Regions from separate parts of the Homo sapiens genome. Here region 2 is linked to region 1. The links are chromatin loops, found by intact Hi-C in ENCODE. Cell type or tissue: ascending aorta. All regions are shown on one strand.

Evidence for each region. A loop is a pair of places that touch in the nucleus more often than their neighbours do. Peaks named below come from ENCODE experiments on the same cell type or tissue, not always from the same donor. Only the 100,000 strongest peaks of a DNase experiment are listed, where the experiment ranks them.
Region 2: it touches region 1 in a loop (3-fold over the local background); 6 of 110 quality-filtered maps call a loop at or near these places.

Annotation. Positions count from the first base shown.
Region 1 is chr15:45,454,112-45,462,111 of GRCh38, forward strand. The region is part of intron 1 of SLC30A4-AS1 (SLC30A4 antisense RNA 1); the gene reads left to right. LOC124903483 (a long non-coding RNA gene) reads right to left here and starts at 2,397. Exons shown (of 4, transcript XR_007064616.1): 1 at 2,328-2,397; 2 at 906-1,013; 3 at 257-349. RefSeq lists enhancers at 257-757, 2,603-2,652, 4,918-5,496. In ascending aorta, CTCF peaks have their summits at 3,678, 3,957 and 4,843 (motif pointing right); DNase peaks (open chromatin) are centred at 2,670, 3,620, 4,010, 4,860 and 1 weaker place; H3K4me3 peaks cover 1,851 bases; H3K27ac peaks cover 792 bases.
Region 2 is chr15:45,184,728-45,192,727 of GRCh38, forward strand. SHF (Src homology 2 domain containing F) reads right to left here and starts at 3,239. Exons shown (of 7, transcript NM_001394037.1): 1 at 2,727-3,239. The coding sequence starts at 3,224. It overlaps LOC124903481 (a long non-coding RNA gene), which reads left to right. Exons shown (of 2, transcript XR_007064608.1): 1 at 1-1,731; 2 at 3,388-4,091. RefSeq lists an enhancer at 1,667-2,219 and a silencer at 3,134-3,183. In ascending aorta, no CTCF peak of the experiment used is centred here; DNase peaks (open chromatin) are centred at 2,702, 3,344 and 3,871; H3K4me3 peaks cover 2,849 bases; H3K27ac peaks cover 3,497 bases.

The DNA.
Region 1 (8,000 bases):
CCCAGCAAGTGGGCCAGGACGGGCTCTGTTCACCTTTGCAGCTCTCATGCCTAGCACGTGAGAGTAACTGCTCAGCTACTCTGAGCATAGTAACTGCTCAGTTAGTGTTTAGTGGATGAAATTCTGGTTGGAATTTGTGTATACAACTTTGTTTTCAGAAGGGTGAGAGAAATTACTGTTTAGTAAATGCAATGTCATAGACATAGTGCACCCAAAAGAAAAAAATCATTTCATGACCAGGTGTGGTGGCTCATACCTGTAATCCCAGCAATCTGGGAGGCCAAGGCAGGAGTATCACTTGAAGCCAAGAGTTTGAGAATATCCTGGGCAACATAGTAAGATCCCATCTCTACAAAAAAACAAAAATATAAAGTCATTTCCATTTGTGAGCTGTGTTCAGAGGCCTGGGAGCTGGGTTGAGGCAGGGAGGGATGTGGGGAGCCCAGGGTGTGGAGGAGGCAGCGGGGCTCCCTGGGCCGTGAAGGTCGCTGAACAAAGGAGACCGTCCAGGTTTGGCCACTGGTGCTTGCTGCTGTCCCCGAAATGAGATCGGAGGGGAGGGGCAGGTTTGGAGGAGAGGTGACAAGTCTGAGTGCCCATGGGACATCCAGCTTGATATATAAACCAGAAGGTGCTGGAAGCCTTAGGTGTGAGTGAGAAGACACAGAGATGTGGAGAGGAGGGCTGGGGGTGACCTGGAGAAACAACTGTTAAGGAGGGGGCAGAGAATCAAGTGGCCAGGAAGTTTGGGGACACGTTGGGAGGGCCACCTCAGGCCCGGGAGTCCTGTTGCCTCTTCTCCTGTGCTGTTACCCAGCAGGGGGACCAGGGGCCTGGGAGAGGCGCCAGCACTTTACTAACAGCCCAGCGCCTTGGGGTTTCGTTTCTGCTGGGTTCTGGCTCACCTTCCTCTTGTGGTCAGAAGAATGCAGAATCCTGTGGTTTCCCCGCTGTGTCGTCACAAGGCCTGCTGCCAGCCTGCCGCACTTTTCCTCAGCTCCATCACTGAACTTCTTTCATTTTTGCAGATGAACCTTGTCACCCTCCTCATAACCCAGGTTTCCCCTGCCTCCTCCCCACCCCCAGATCAGTCCTCCCACCCTGTAAGTGAGCCAGGCTCTTCCCAGCTGTGCCCTGGGTGGGCTCAAGGGTGTTTCCTGGGCATGGTACCACCTCTCCCTCCCATTGCCTCCCTGCTCCTGCTTCCCTCCCCTCTGGTCTGGCTGAGAAAAAGGTCCAGAGTTGGCAGAGCAGGTGGAAAGCCGGGGGCTGGCTGTCCCAGCTGCTGCACATTCAGGTTCTGGGATCTGTGGGCCAGGTGCAGTGCTGTGCTGCTAAATGGATAACAACAGGCTCTGGGGGCAAGCAGTGCAGCATTAGCTGATTTCTATGACACAAATACTCCCACCACGGGCAATTTCAGGCTACTACCAAGATGTTACTGAAGGCAGAATGGGAAGAGGTGTGCAGCAGCACCTGCCGTACGATAGTTCCACCCTACACCCAATAGACACGAGTAGCCTCAAGCGTATCTATAACTGCAAAACATACTAGAAGAATTAGGAAGTGATATGTTTTCAGTATTCATTGCTTTTTAAATAATTTATTTTCAGCCGGGCATGGTGGCTCACGCCTGTAATCCCAGCACTTTGGGAGGCTGAGGCAGGAGGATCACCTGAGCTCAAGAGTTTAAGACCAGCCTGGGCAACATGGTGAAATCCCGTCTCTACTAAAAATTAAAAAATTAGACGGGTGTGTGGCATGCACCTATAATCTCAGCTACTCGGGAGGCTGAGGTTGGAGGATCGCTTGGGCCCGGGAGGCGGATGTTGTAGTGAGCCAAGATTGTGCCACTGCACTCCAGCCTGGGCGACAGAGCAAGACTGTCCCAAAAACAAAAACAAAAACAAAACTTATTTTCTCATGAGTTGTTATAATTTAATTTTTAAAATGATGACAATTTAATAACTGCTTTGCAAAATTTCTGAAAATTCCACAATTAGCTCTTGCAAGCAGTACAAACTCAATCCAGCAAACCATTAGCACCAGGAAGAAAGGAAGAGGCACCAAACCCCAGACTCCAAGAGATGCATTCACAGGGCTGTGTACCCTCTCCCAGCATCCATCTGTCACCCTCCCTCTGTCTGGACACCATCAGTCTGGGCAGCAGGTTGTGGGCAGCAGGCCTCAGAATCCCTGTGTGGGGTCAGCCCCAGTGAGAGCAGAGCCTGGCCCCAGGCAGCCCCTCCCACTCAGCAGACCCGCTCTTTCGCGGCCTGGACCTGGGGACCTGGTGCGGGCCCAGAACCCAGCCCCCGGACACCTACCCTGGCAGGCCTAGAGCAAGGAAGTTTCATGGCGCAATGTTCTTCCCCTTGAAGGTGTGAAGCCCTGTGAGGGCTGGAATTTCCACATTGCTCAGATAGTGGGCTTGCTCAGTCCTCCGCAGTGAAGAAAACAAAAGAGAACAAGTGGCCACGGCCTCTTTCTAGGCATCTCTTTATTCCTCTGGGCTGCAAGGGGCCTGCATTGGGTCTGAACAGAGGTGAAACAGAGGAAAGCTTTGAGGGTGCAACTCAGCCTGGAGCCATTTCTGGACAGTGAGAATGAACAGCAGTGATGACGTCATTCACCACATTCCACATGCGCTCGTCTTTGCACTAGGCCTTGGAGGCATGAGGGTGGTGACTCATAGCGGTAAAAACCCTGTCTTGGCTACCTCAGGAAATGAGTGGAATCTGTGGCTTGACGTTCCTGTATTCTTGCTGATGAACCACTCACGATGTCCACGTAGTGGCTCCTGCCAGGCGCTTGTGAAAGTTGGAGAAAAGAGGTCGCCTTCCCACCATGCCCACAGTGTGCCTCGGCCCCTTGTTCATGGCCCTCGGCAGCAGATGCCTTTCCTTTCTCTCATGCGCACAGGCCAGGCCAGCCCAGCCCACCAAGCCCCCTCCCGAGCCCCCTCTTGGAGGAGCCTCCTCTACACGTAGGGCTCTCCCTGGGGGTCTTCCTTTGAGTGTGGGGTTTATGTGCACTGATTTCTAAGATCAAAAGGCTAAGACCTTGCCATCCATTCATTCATTCAGCAAGGGGGGCGGGGGTGCTGGGAGGAAGCAGGAGGACAGAAGTTTTAAGCAGTCACAAAATATAATGAATGAAAACAAAACCAAAAAGAGGACTAAGGGAAGGGAGGTGGAAAAATACCAAACCCCTGTTCTACCCTCTTCTGAGACCCTTCGCTGGCAGGTGCCCTTGTAAACAGTGAAACAGCCGTCCCAGGGCCTGCGAGGTAGTGCCACTGTCTTAATCGGTCCGCAGGTTACTTCTCAGAGGGTGTTTCCATGGATTCTACTGGGTCCTCACCTGTTTCTGGGCAACCTCACCCCAGCTTCCTGCCTTGTGATAAAGATCTTTTTATTTCTTTATTTTGAGCAGTCACTTTCCCCTAAAAGATTAATATGTTGTTCTCACCAAGAGGCCCAGCTCTAGCTATATACTACCTGTTTGTAGTGGTTGAAAGTTTAATATCTCTTTAGCATCCCTTACAAAATATTTTGGGAGGTTTAGTTTAAATTCAGGCACAGCCTGTGGAAGGCTCAGACGCAAGGCTAGGGCGCCATCTCCTGGTCGATTTTGAATATGACAAAATTGAACTTGGATTGAGACTCGTGTTAATAGAGGTGAAAATCAGCTGATTTAAGTTATAGGTGGAAAGGCGTGCGCAGAAACACATGTAACTAATAAAGCACTTTGTCAGAATCTATAAAGAACTCTTACAATTTAATATAAAAAATCTTAGCGATTGGGCTGTTAAAAAATCAGTAGAAAAATAAGCAAGAGGCTTAAAGGGGCAATTTCTAAAAGAGGATATCAAATGCACCATAAATATATGAAAGATGTTCAACTTTTTATTCTTCGAGACTACTGGTGGAGGACAAGGCGGAGGAAAGCCCAGGAAGCCTGTATACGCTGTAAAGACCCTTTCAGGTAATTCAGATTTTACCCACTAGAGGGCGTGCCACTCACTTTAGTTGTTTTAAATTTGCCCAAGGGAAATATGCAAAATAAAACCGCAATGAGATGCACTGCACTGCAGCCTGCCAAGTTGGCAAAAATGGGGGCAGCGGGTACTCTCATACACTGCTGGAGAAAGTGCAAATTGCTATACCTTTGAAAAATTGTTTGGCATTATCTAGAAAACAGTTAACGCATAGGCGTATTCTATGTCATAGCAACTTCACTTCTTGATATATGTTCAACAAAAATGTGAGTCCATGGACACTAAGAAGCATACAAGATTGCTTATAACAGCATTATTGGCAGGTAATAGCAAGAACTGGAAACAATTCAAATGCCCACGAAGAATAGGCTGGAAAAATAAATGGTAGTATATTGATGCAGTGGAATATCTAACGGAAAAACAGACAAGCCAACAGAATCTGCAGCTACAAACGGCAACAATATGGATGGATGGATTTTATGAACATAATGTTGAGCAAACGAAGCCAGGTATAAAATAATCATAATCATATATAAAGGTCAAAACAGAAAAAACATTTTATAGTGCTAGATGTCAGGATAATGGTACATTTAGTCCTAGAGAATGAAGGCAGAGATTGGGAATATATTTAAAATAAATTTTAAAAATAAATTTAACACTTCAATTATAAAGTTTAAAAAAGTTACAGATGGAATGGTAGAAAGGGATTTCCAACCAGTAGAATTAGGCAAGAGTGAGGGAAGAAATCGAAAACTTGGGAAAGAAGAAAAGCAGGTGTAGGGTGCAAAAAACGAAACCAAAAAAACAAACCCCAAAACACCTCCAGGTAATTCGGATTCTCCCCACTAGAGGGCGTGCCTCCCTCTCCTCGCCCTGAGTGTTCTTGCCGTACGCAAACATTTGCTTCGATGTTGTTTTTTCCCTCCCTTGAATTATTAGGTTAGTACAAAAGTAATTGGGTTTTTGCAATTATTTTTAATTTAATATATCCGTGGGAAAAATCTTCATAAGAGGAATAATTTGGCCAAAGGATATAACTATTTTAATGCCCTATTTTAAGAATGTTGCTAGATTGTTCTTCAGAAAGACTGCACAAATTAAATTGATAGCCACCCAACAACGCGTCAAAATGCGTTCCTAAGTCATTCAATGGTAGACTTTCAAAATGGTAGGTTTTAAAGAGCTTGTTGATTGAACATTTGCAAAACAGTAGTACCAAAGTGGATTAATTTACATTTCTTTAGTTATTAGTGAAACAAAACATTTTCCTTTAAAATGCTTGACAATGATTTCCTCTTATGCACACTGCCTGGTCAAGGTGGCCTTTGCCTATTCAGACAATTAGGTTAAATGCAAAAGTAACTGCGGTCTTTGCCATTACTGTTAATTACATAATTACTACTAATGCCAAAACCACAACTACTTTTGCACCAGCCGAATATGTTCTCTTTATGTAACTATATTTGATCTCTATATATTAGTAAATTTTTTAATCTGTCAAGGTTGTCACAGTTTCTTCCATTCTAATGGTTACTTTTTTTTGTTTCTTTTTTTTTTTTTTTTGAGCTGGAGTCTCGCTTTGTTGCCCAGGCCTTGTAAGTGCAGTGGCACAATCTCAGCTCACGGCAACCTCCAGCTCCTGGGTTCAAGCAATTCTCGTGCTTCAGTTTAAAGAGTAACTGGGAGTACAGGCGCCTGCCACCATGCCTGGCTAATTTTTGTATTTTTAGTAGAAATGGGGTTTCACCATGTTGACCAGACTGGTCTCGAACTTCTGACCTCAAATGATCCACCTGCCTCAGCCTCCCAAAATGCTGGGATTACAGGTGTGAGTTGTCACACCCGGCCTATTTTTTAATCTTAATTTTTATTATTTTCTTTTGAAATATACTTGAATGTTCTTGTGGTTACGCTTTTCCATTTTTAACTCTAACATTTTTTTTCTATTACCCATAGTATTACATATATTTCTTTCCAAGTTGTGATAAGTTTGTTTTCTTCTGAAGAGTGTTTTCCAAACTGATTTTCTCTTATTTCTTTGGGTGTGAAAACTTTTCTGAAGGAGTTCCATGGTCAAATAAATTGGGAAAATATTTAGACAAAAATAAATCCCTTCCTTTATTACAGCAATTATAAAACCTTAACGATGGTAATTTATTCATTGAAGAAAATATTTATTGAGCATCTACTATGAGGTACTAGGGGCTTGTACAGCTCTGAACAAAAGAGACAAATGCATGCAGTGTATTTCCAAGACAGGGATATCATATACAGATTTTTTTCCAATGTATTTGAGCAAAACTTTTTAATTTTTATTTATTTACATATTTTTAGAGACACAGACTCACTCTGTCACCCAGGCTGGAGTGCAGTGGTGCAGTTATAGCTCACTATAGCCTCGACCTCCTGGACTCAAGTGATCCTCCCACCTCAGTCTCCCGAGTAGTCAGGACTACAGGTATGGCAGGCTAAGTTTTAAAAATTTTGTAGAGATGGGATCTCACTATGTTGCCTAGGCTGGTCTCCAAATCCTGGCCTCAAGCAGTCCTCCCTCCATGGCCTCCTAAAGTGCTCGGAGTAGAATTGAGAGCCACCGTACCTGGCTGCTCCAAAATGCTTTTTTATGCCTCCCCTACTTAGTGTTTTACACTGTTCCACAGAATATCGGAATCTAGAATTTGTTCCAGCATAAAGTGAAAGATATGAATCAACTTTCATTTTTCCTCATCAATTCATCCATATTTTTAGCAGAATTTATTAAATATGATTCCTCTTTGGTTTTGCTGTCTTCTGTTCATTGAATAGAATTTTTTCTATAATTTGGGAATTTCTGGCATATTTATTGTTTCATTGGTTTATAAAGAATAACTGTATCCAAAATGAACAAAACTCTCACTTTCTTCGCCGTTAATTGTTGCTAAGATTAAGTGGTACCTGAGGCTTCAGCTTCCCCAGGTACCTGCCAGCTAGAGGCATAAGCATGACAGCAGAGGGTGCAAAGTTATTGGAAACACTGAGCCTCCACGGACCCATCTGGCGAGGAGGACAGCTAACCCTAGCTGGGGGAGGAATACCTGGGAGATGGGGAGGGTTAGGAGTGGAGGGAAAACGTGTAGTTATTGAGTACTTGTCATGTGCTGATCACACTGTATTAATATATTACTCAGAAGCCCGCTGTGCAAATGTGGGAACGGAGGTAGCTTGTCTAAGCTAGCCCAGAGGCTGATCCACATCAAGCCCCGTCACAGCTGCTGCTCCTGCCCTGTACTCCCAGTTGACATCTACCACCACCACCACCACCACCATCACCACTACACCATCACCACCACCACCATCATCACCACCACACCATCACCACCACCACTACCACCACCACCATCACCACCATCATCATCACCACCAGCACCACACCATCACCACCACCATCATCATCACCACCAGCACCACACCATCACCACCACCATCATCATCACCACCAGCACCACACCATCACCACCACCATCATCACCACCAGCACCACACCATCACCACCACCACCATCACCACCACCACTACCATTATCATCACCACCACGACCATCACTACCACATTGCCACCATCACCACCACCATCACCACCACCACACCATCACCAACATCACCACCACCACTACCATCATCATCACCACCTCAACCATCACTACCACCACCACACCATCACCACCACCATCACTACCACCACACCATCACCACCATCACCACCACCACCACCACCACACCATCACCACCACCATCACCACACCATCACACCATCACCACCACCACCACCATCACCACCACCACCATCACCATCACCACCACCATTACCACACCATCACCACCACCATCACACCACCACCACCACCATCACACCACCAACACCATCACCACCACCACCACCACACCATCACCACCACCATCACCACCACCACCACACCATCACCGCCACTACAACCACCACCACACCATCACCACCACCACCA
Region 2 (8,000 bases), 270 kb before region 1:
GGGCCCAGCTCTCTAGCCCCCACTGCCAGAGCATGGCCTGGGGGCCAGACGAGGGCCCAGCACCGTGAAGCTCTTCCTCTGGCCAGATGGCAAGGCCCTGCCTGCCCGTTGCAGGGCGCGGCTCCTGCTGCTCCCACACCTGCCCTGCCAGGCCTGCCCAGATGGCCACCCCTGCACCCCTGCCAACTACGGCAGTGGGTCCCAGGGTGGGCTGGCAGCCAGAACCCCACATGGGGAGAAGGCTAATGGTCCTGAACCCCCTGGGCCTCTCGGTACTGTCGAGGACCTGGTTCTCTCCTGCCCCCATACTAACTGGGTTTCTGCTCAATCCCTCTGGCTTGTCATAGAAACACCTCCACCCATTTCATCAAATCTCATGACCCATCCCTTCTCAGAGGGTTCTGACTCCCCCAGCCCCAGCCACTGGGCTCCAGAGGAGAGAATAGGCCAGCACAAAGCACATCCCTGTTCCCAGGCCTCATCACATGTCAGGAGGAGACCTCAAAGCAAGCCAGAAGGCCTGAGAGAAGGAGGAACAGAAAACAGGGAGAAAGCGGCCACATAGTACATAAACACCAGCTCCACTGGGCCACAGGGGCATGCGCCAGCTCACATCCAGGAGCAGCATCTCTTAGGTTTAGGGTAAGGGACTCAGGTACCTTGTTTGAGCTTTTCCTAGGGGAAGACTCAGACCCCAAACTCTGCTCCTAAAGGGGTGGGGAGCTGCTCTCTCTAAATGGTGGGAGGCCCCAGGTCAGGGCCCAGAGAGATAGCATCCCTGCCCCGGGCCAACTCAGATGGCATCCTGGGTCTTTCTCATCACACCCATTAAAGAAACCACAGATTGTATGGCTCCTGGGAGAGCCTGCTGGATTTCATTCCTGTCCCTGTAGCTGACAAAGGAGTCAGACATCTCTTGGCCCCTAAGTCTGAACAGCACACAGATCACAGAGCTGACCCAAGCTGAGGCATGGAGGCCCTTGGCAAGAAGAGGCTGTGAGTCTCTGCATAGAACTGTGTGGGTGCACCCCTTCCTTGGGGGTGTCTGGGAAAATGTGCAAGGGAAGCTGTGGCTAGGGGAGTCTCCGACCCTCACGCCACCCTGATAATGGACAGTCACCATTCAGGACATATTTATGTACCCTTTTTTATGTCAAGCATTGTGTCAGGCACTTGGGAGACACAAGAAGACATGGTCTGTGTCCTGGAGGAGCCCATGGCTTGGTGGGCAGCCTGTTAGGGCATCCAAGCCACTGTAGAGAGGAGAAGGGCCAAAGACAGCTCAGGCCCATGTTGCCTGTGCCAAACAGGCAGTGGTTAGAGAGGAGGAGACTGACTGGTCAGTGGGAAGAACAGGGCCTATCCCTCTCCTCTGTCTCACTGTCACTACCTCCATCACATCACACAATAGCAGGGGACAAGAAGCAGACGAGCACAGCCTTGGAGAAGTGCCCTTGAACCTTCCTCTGCAGAATAAGTATCCTGGCCCAGGATGGGCAGCCATGCCCCATGGCAAAAACTAGGGGAAAAATAATTTGCATTCCTGAGGCTTCTGCTCTGACCCTGACAGATCTCTCTCATCCAGGAAATCTGGCGGAACGGCGCTCTCTCAGCTAAAAAGCCTCAATCCTGGAGCCAACGGATTCGGAAAGCAACTTTGCACTCCAATCAAATAAAAATGTTCTTCTCTGCTGAGGAGAAGGGGGCAGGCCCCAGAACTGAGCTCTCGGGGTGAGTGAAGAAGGACAGCAGAGCCAAGGCAGCCCACAGAGTCATCATCACAGAATTTAGGGGCCTGGGATGGCTTTCAGCTCTCACTCTGCCAGGGAGGGATAAGGCCAACCCGAATCAGGGCAGGGCCCTGAGGCATGGTGGATTTCCTGTTCTCCTCCCTATCCTGGTGCCTGCAGACCCAGGAAAAGCTCCAGCCTCCCTCAGAATGGACCAGGGGGAGAGGGAGGCCAGGAGGAGAGGAGGAATGGGCTCAGCTGCTTAGCCCCATGTGGGCAACAGGTCCTGAGCACTGACTATCCTCATACCTGAGAGGACGAGGGAAGGAGGGAGGAGTGGGCCTGGACCCCACGAAGCCCCCTTGGCAAGAGCTGTAAGCTGCCTGTCTTCGCCTCCTGAGAACAACAGCCTATAGGGCAAAGGCCAGCTCGTGCTGTGTCCGCAAGGAGAAACCCGTCTTCACCTCCTTTCTGGGGCTTCAGCACCTGCAAGGATGCTTAGGCTGGAGAAACAGGAGGAGGAAGAGGAGGAGGAAGCAAAGAGGCAACAGGAGGGAAGAGCTTTGTGCTGGCTATGCCCAGGGGGAAGGGTCAGAGATCAAAGGGCACTGAGCCGCTGCTTCCAGAGGGGCAGAAAGGCCATCAACCAGTGGGGGTTGGGAGGTGCGCCTCAATTCCCGTTAGCAAAAGGCTCATGGATCAGGCTAGAGGGGGCTACGAAGTGGAGAGCCAGCCCGGGAGGGGGAGGGTCACCAGTTCTGGGGCCATTACAAAGGATAGGGCAGAGGGGCAGAGTTTGGGGCTTCCGTCTCAGATTAGTCGGTTGAGAATCTGAACAAAGGTGGGTGAAGGCTCGGAACCCCGGGGTCAGGGGCTCGCGTCTGCCAGAAGCTGAGACACCGAGGGGCCCGGGCCAGGCCACCTTTGTCCCTCTCGCAGCCTCCAGACCCCTGACCGCCTTCCCTCCTGGCCATCCCGGCCCGGCGCGGCACTCACCCTATCGCTGCTGGCGGGGGGTCCGGAGATCCGCTCATCAGCAGGCGGCGCCGGGGGCCCCGGGGTCTCGACCCGAATAAGGCGGTGTGGGGGAGAGCCGTGGCGCGGGGGCGGCGTGGGTCCGGGGGCGACAGGGGTGGCGAGGGCGGCGGAGCCGGACGACCCCCCGGAGTAGGGGTCTTCGAAGTCGCGCTCCCGCTGCAGCCTGTAGGCGGCCAGGATGTCCGGGGGCGGCGCGGGGGGCGCGGCCGGAGAGGGCGCAGGGGGGCGGTAGTCGGGCTCGGGGGGCGCCGGCTTGCTGCCCCCTCCGCCGCCGCCCCCCCCGCGGAAGCCCAGGTGCTCCCGGAGCCACTTGGCTACTCCGCCGCTGCCGCCCCCTCCTGGGCCGGCTCCCGCACCCCCGGCGCCCCGGCGGGACCCCCCCGGGCCGCCCCCAGCGCTCCCCTGCGTTCGCGGCCCCGGGCGGGAGCCAGCCGGAGGAGCTCCGCTCAGTAACATGGGGCCAGCCAGACTGAGCGAGGGGAGCGCAGCGGCGGGTGGGGGGCGGGGGCGGGGGTGGGGAGGGGGGCGGGGCTCCGCCGGGCGGGGAGGGGGCGGGGCGCTTCAGTAACAAGGGAGAGGCGGGGCTCCGCTCCCTAACAGGGTCTTCCTCCTCCCGTAGCTCGGAAGAGTGTACGCGGGCTTCCAGCCGGTATGCACAGGCAAGAAGTGAAGTGGGCAGCCCTGGGGCAGAGGATGCGACTACTGGACTGAGGTTGAATCCTTTACGTGTCGCCACGCGGTCCCCTGTGGGGAGCGCATCCATCCCCATCTGTTCTTTTCCCCAGCTCCCAGCTCGTGCGAGACGCAAAGAGGGGAGCCCCCAGACTCCTGACTCTAGGGAGCCTTACGCCTCTCCTCTTCCCTCTCCCAGGATCTCGCAACTGGGAAACTATAATCTAGGAGGAAAATCTAGGCGGGCAAGAAAAGGGGCTAGGTTCTGTAAGATGTGTCTGTAAGCCTCCTCCTCCCGTGCTACCTTGGGAGCCCCACAACCTCCTCCCATCCAACCGTACGCACTGCACATACCCGAACCTACGTTACTTCCCGATCCAGGCAAACACATCTCACATCACATACAAACAACTCCCTAGAGACGCCCACTTCTCCCGTGTCGTTTTCACACACGCCCTTCTCACACGCAAACAGCCCTCGCTCAAACATCCCCCACCCACGGGAGCACCTGCTCCAAACGGGCCCACATGGCCCTGACGATAGCATGCGCACGCACGCAGAAATCCCTTCCAGCCACATCCCGGGCTTCATTGTCAATCAGATTAGTAACAGAATGGAAACAGACAAGTCAATAAATCAAGTCTAGAAACAGTCCCAGTGTTGTCTATCACAAACTCCTTATCCTCTTGAGGCTCAGATGCTCAAGTGCTAGGCATTTTTGTCTTAGAAATAAAGCCAGTTCCGGCTGGGCGCGGTGGCTCACGCCTGTAATCCCAGCACTTTGGGAGGCCGAAACGGGAGGATCACGAGGTCAGGAGATCGAGACCATCCTGGCTAACACGGTGAAACCCCGTCTCTACCAAAAATACAAAAAAATTAGTCGGGTGTGGTGGCGGGCACCTGTAGTCCCAGCTACTCGGGAGGCTGAGGCAGGAGAATCGCTTGAACCCAGGAGGCAGAGGTTGCATTGAGCTGAGATTGCGCGACTGCACTCCAGCCAGGGCGACAGAGTGAGACTCCGTCTCAAAAAAAAAAAAAAAAGAAAAAGAAAAAAGAAAAGGAAAGAAATAAAGCCAGTTCCTCACCATAAATGTAGGCCTGAAGCCAACACCAACACATTTGCTCTTGGCTCTGCTGGGAAAGCAGCTGTCTCACCTCACTTTACCCCACCCCCTTTCCCCCACTGCCTCAGTGTCTCCGCACTCCTAGGTTCATGTCTGCCTTTTTTTTTTTTTTTTTTTTTTTGAGACGGAGTCTCACTCCGTCGCTGGAGTACAGTGGCACGATTTCAGCTTACAGCAACCTCCACCTCCCGGGTTCAAGCAATGCTCCCAGCTCAGCCTCCCTAGTAGCTGGGATTACAAGCGTGCGCCACCACACCTGGTTAATTTTTTGTATTTTTAGTAGAGATGGAGTTTCACCGTGTTGGCTAGGCTGGTCTCGAACTCCTGACCTCAAGTGATTCCCCACCTCGGCCTTCCAAAATGCTGGGATTACAGGTGTGAGCCAACGGCACCTGGCCATATCTGCCTTTTGAGGGCGCAAAAAGCCAAGAGGCCCCAAAGGAAAGGAGTTCAAAGCGGGGGGTGTAAAGAAGGATGTAATGGCAAAACTGTGAATCTCCTGGGATTCCCAGGGCCCCGAGTCTCAAAATATTTGTTGAGTTCCTGCTTTGTGCAAATTCTAGTTGGGCGAGGTGGCTCATGCTTGTAGTCCCAGGTACCTGGGAGGTTGAGGTGGGAGAATTGCTTGAGCCCAGAAGTTCAAGGCTGCAGCGAGCTATGATTGTGCCACTGGTCAGACAGTGCTGCTTGTATTTAGGACAGTGCTTCTGATCAAGCCAGTGCTGCTTGTATTTAGGACAGTGCTTCTCAAACTTTAATGTGGACACTAATCTCCTGGGGATCTTGGTAAGTTACAGATTCTGACTCTCTAGGTCTAGCTGGGGTGGGGTCCCAGGTGATACAGATACTGCTGGTCCCAGACCACATGTTGAGTAGCTGGACTGTAGGAGATACTGGAGAATCTGATGTTGAACTTGGTTTTATGAAGTATAATAGAGAAAATAACGTGCATATTTTTAAAATGTGCAGTTAAATTGACTAATGGTGCAAAACGAAGCTGGACATAGAGATGATAAATAGAGAAGAATGGTCCAGTTAATGTATATCAGAGAGTCTCCACAGTCACCAGGTGTGAGGGCATGGATAGGTAACTAATAAGAAATCCAATAGTTGTGGGCTGTAGCCAGGTATTTGGGGAAGGTACTCAATGCTACTGATACTTGCTTTCATGATCTCTGGAAAGGGCGTGATAATCATTGTGTGAGGATTAAGGGAGGTGATGAATATGAAAAAGGTTTGAAAACTGTAAAATGCTTACAGTGGAAGGTGTGACATGAGTTAAACTGCTTGACAGCTCAGAGGAATGAAATCAATCAAGTCTGCAGGCTTCATGCAGGACAGGAGGTAGACCTGAGCTGGGTAGGATTTGGACAGATGAAGCAAAGGAGTGAAAGGTCATTCCAAGACAGGAGGTCGGCATTAGCTGGACAAAGGCATAGAGGTGGGAACCCGCACACCATAAAAAAGGGGAGTATTCATGATGGGAAGAGTAGGAATAAAATAAGATGGGAAGGAGGGAAGATGTCATAAAGGCAGGGTTTAAACAATAATTTTAAAATTATAAAAACTTGTGTGCACCATACACTTACTCTTGTTTTAAAAGATCTGCTAATGTACTTTCCTCCATTACCAGAGTATGAGCTCCTAAAAGCAGGCAGTTTGAGCACCTCATGGAGTCAGGCAGCTTGATAGGAACCAAGGATACAGAGGTGAGGCCATCACAGCAAGGGTCCTCTGAGAATTGGGTGGAATTTTCTAGATCCAAATTCTGTTTACCTTTTCTTTCCTTTAGAGATGGGGTCTCACTCTCTTACCCAGGCTGGAATGCAGTGGCACAATCATAGCTCACTGCAGCCTTGAACTTCTGGGCTCAAACGATTCTCCTACCTCAACCTCCCGCGTGTGATCCGCCTCACCCAACTAATTTTTAATTTTTTGTAAAGATGGGGCCTCAGTACGTTGCTCAGACTGGTCTTGAACTCCTGGCCTCAAGCAATCCTCCCACCTCGGCCTCCCAAAGCACTGGTACTACAGGTGCACATTACCATACCTGGCTAATTTATTGTATTTTATTTTCTAGAGACGAAGTTCTTGCTATGTTGCTTTGACTGGTCTCAAACTCCTGGCTTCAAGTGATCCTCCCGCTTGGGCCTCCCAAAGTGCTGGGATTACAGGTGTGAGCCATTGCACCCAGCCTAGATTCAAATTCTTGCATGTTAAGCAGTTCGCCATAGTATCAGGATTCTGTAAGGAAGCATGGGTGCTCCCATCACCAAGTGCAGAGCCTGTCACATGGCATCGGTTTAACAAACGTTGAAATGGATAAAGACAATTTGTCTTTCTTATTCTTAGTTTTATATAGCTATAATTGTGGTATACACATAATTTTATATCTTTTTTAACTTAACATTGTATGATAATTTCCCCATTTTTGTCATGTAAGTTTATTTTCTTCCAAATTTTTTTTGGGGAAAACTATCAACCCTACAGAAAAATCCAAAGAAAGTATACTGGAGGCTGGGCACAGTGGTTGAAGCCTGTAATTCCAGCACTTTGGGTGGCCGAGGTGGGCGGATCACTTGAACTCAGATGTTCAAAACCAGGCTGGGCAACACGGTGGAAACCCTGTCTCTATTTAAAAAAAAAAAAAAAAAAGTAAGTGTGGTGTAAACCTATTTACCCTTCAGCTAGATTCACCTCTTTTTAAATTTTGCCATATTTGCCTTATTCCTCTCCTTTTTCTTTCATTTTCTTAACCATTTGGTACAAGTTGCAAATATCATGACACTTTGGTTTTACACACTTTAGCAGGCATTGCCAAAGAATAAGGAATTCTATCAGGCTACAAGATCATTATCACATTTAGGAAATTTAATATTTATTTAATAATATTGTCTGTCATACAATCCTTATTAAATTTTTTGATTTTTCCTGAAAGTGTCTTTTATAGTTTTTTTCTTTTTTTATTTTGTTTTTGAAAAATCTTTAAATTTTCCTTCAGGCAGCCTCCTGAGCCAGAGTAGGCTCAAAGAAACTCCCTACAGTTTTTTTTTTTTCTGATTCCAGATTTTTTTTTTTTTTTTTTTTTTTTTTTGAGACAGAGTCTCGCTCTGTCATCCAGGCTGGAGTGCAGTGGTGCAATCTGGGCTCACTGCAAGCTCTGCCTCCCGGGTTCACGCCGTTCTCCCACCTCAGCCTGCTGAATAGCTGGGACTACAGGCACCCGCCACCATGCCCGGCTGATTTTAATTTTGTATTTTCAGTAGAGATGGGGTTTCACCGTGTTAGCTGGGATGGTCTCGAACTCCTGACCTCGTGATCCACCTTCCTCGGCCTCCCAAAGTGCTGGGATTACAAGTGTGAGCCACCGCGCCTGGCCCTGATTCCAGATTTAATTAAGTTTCCCCATTTCATCTGTTTGTTATGTTCCTTTAGT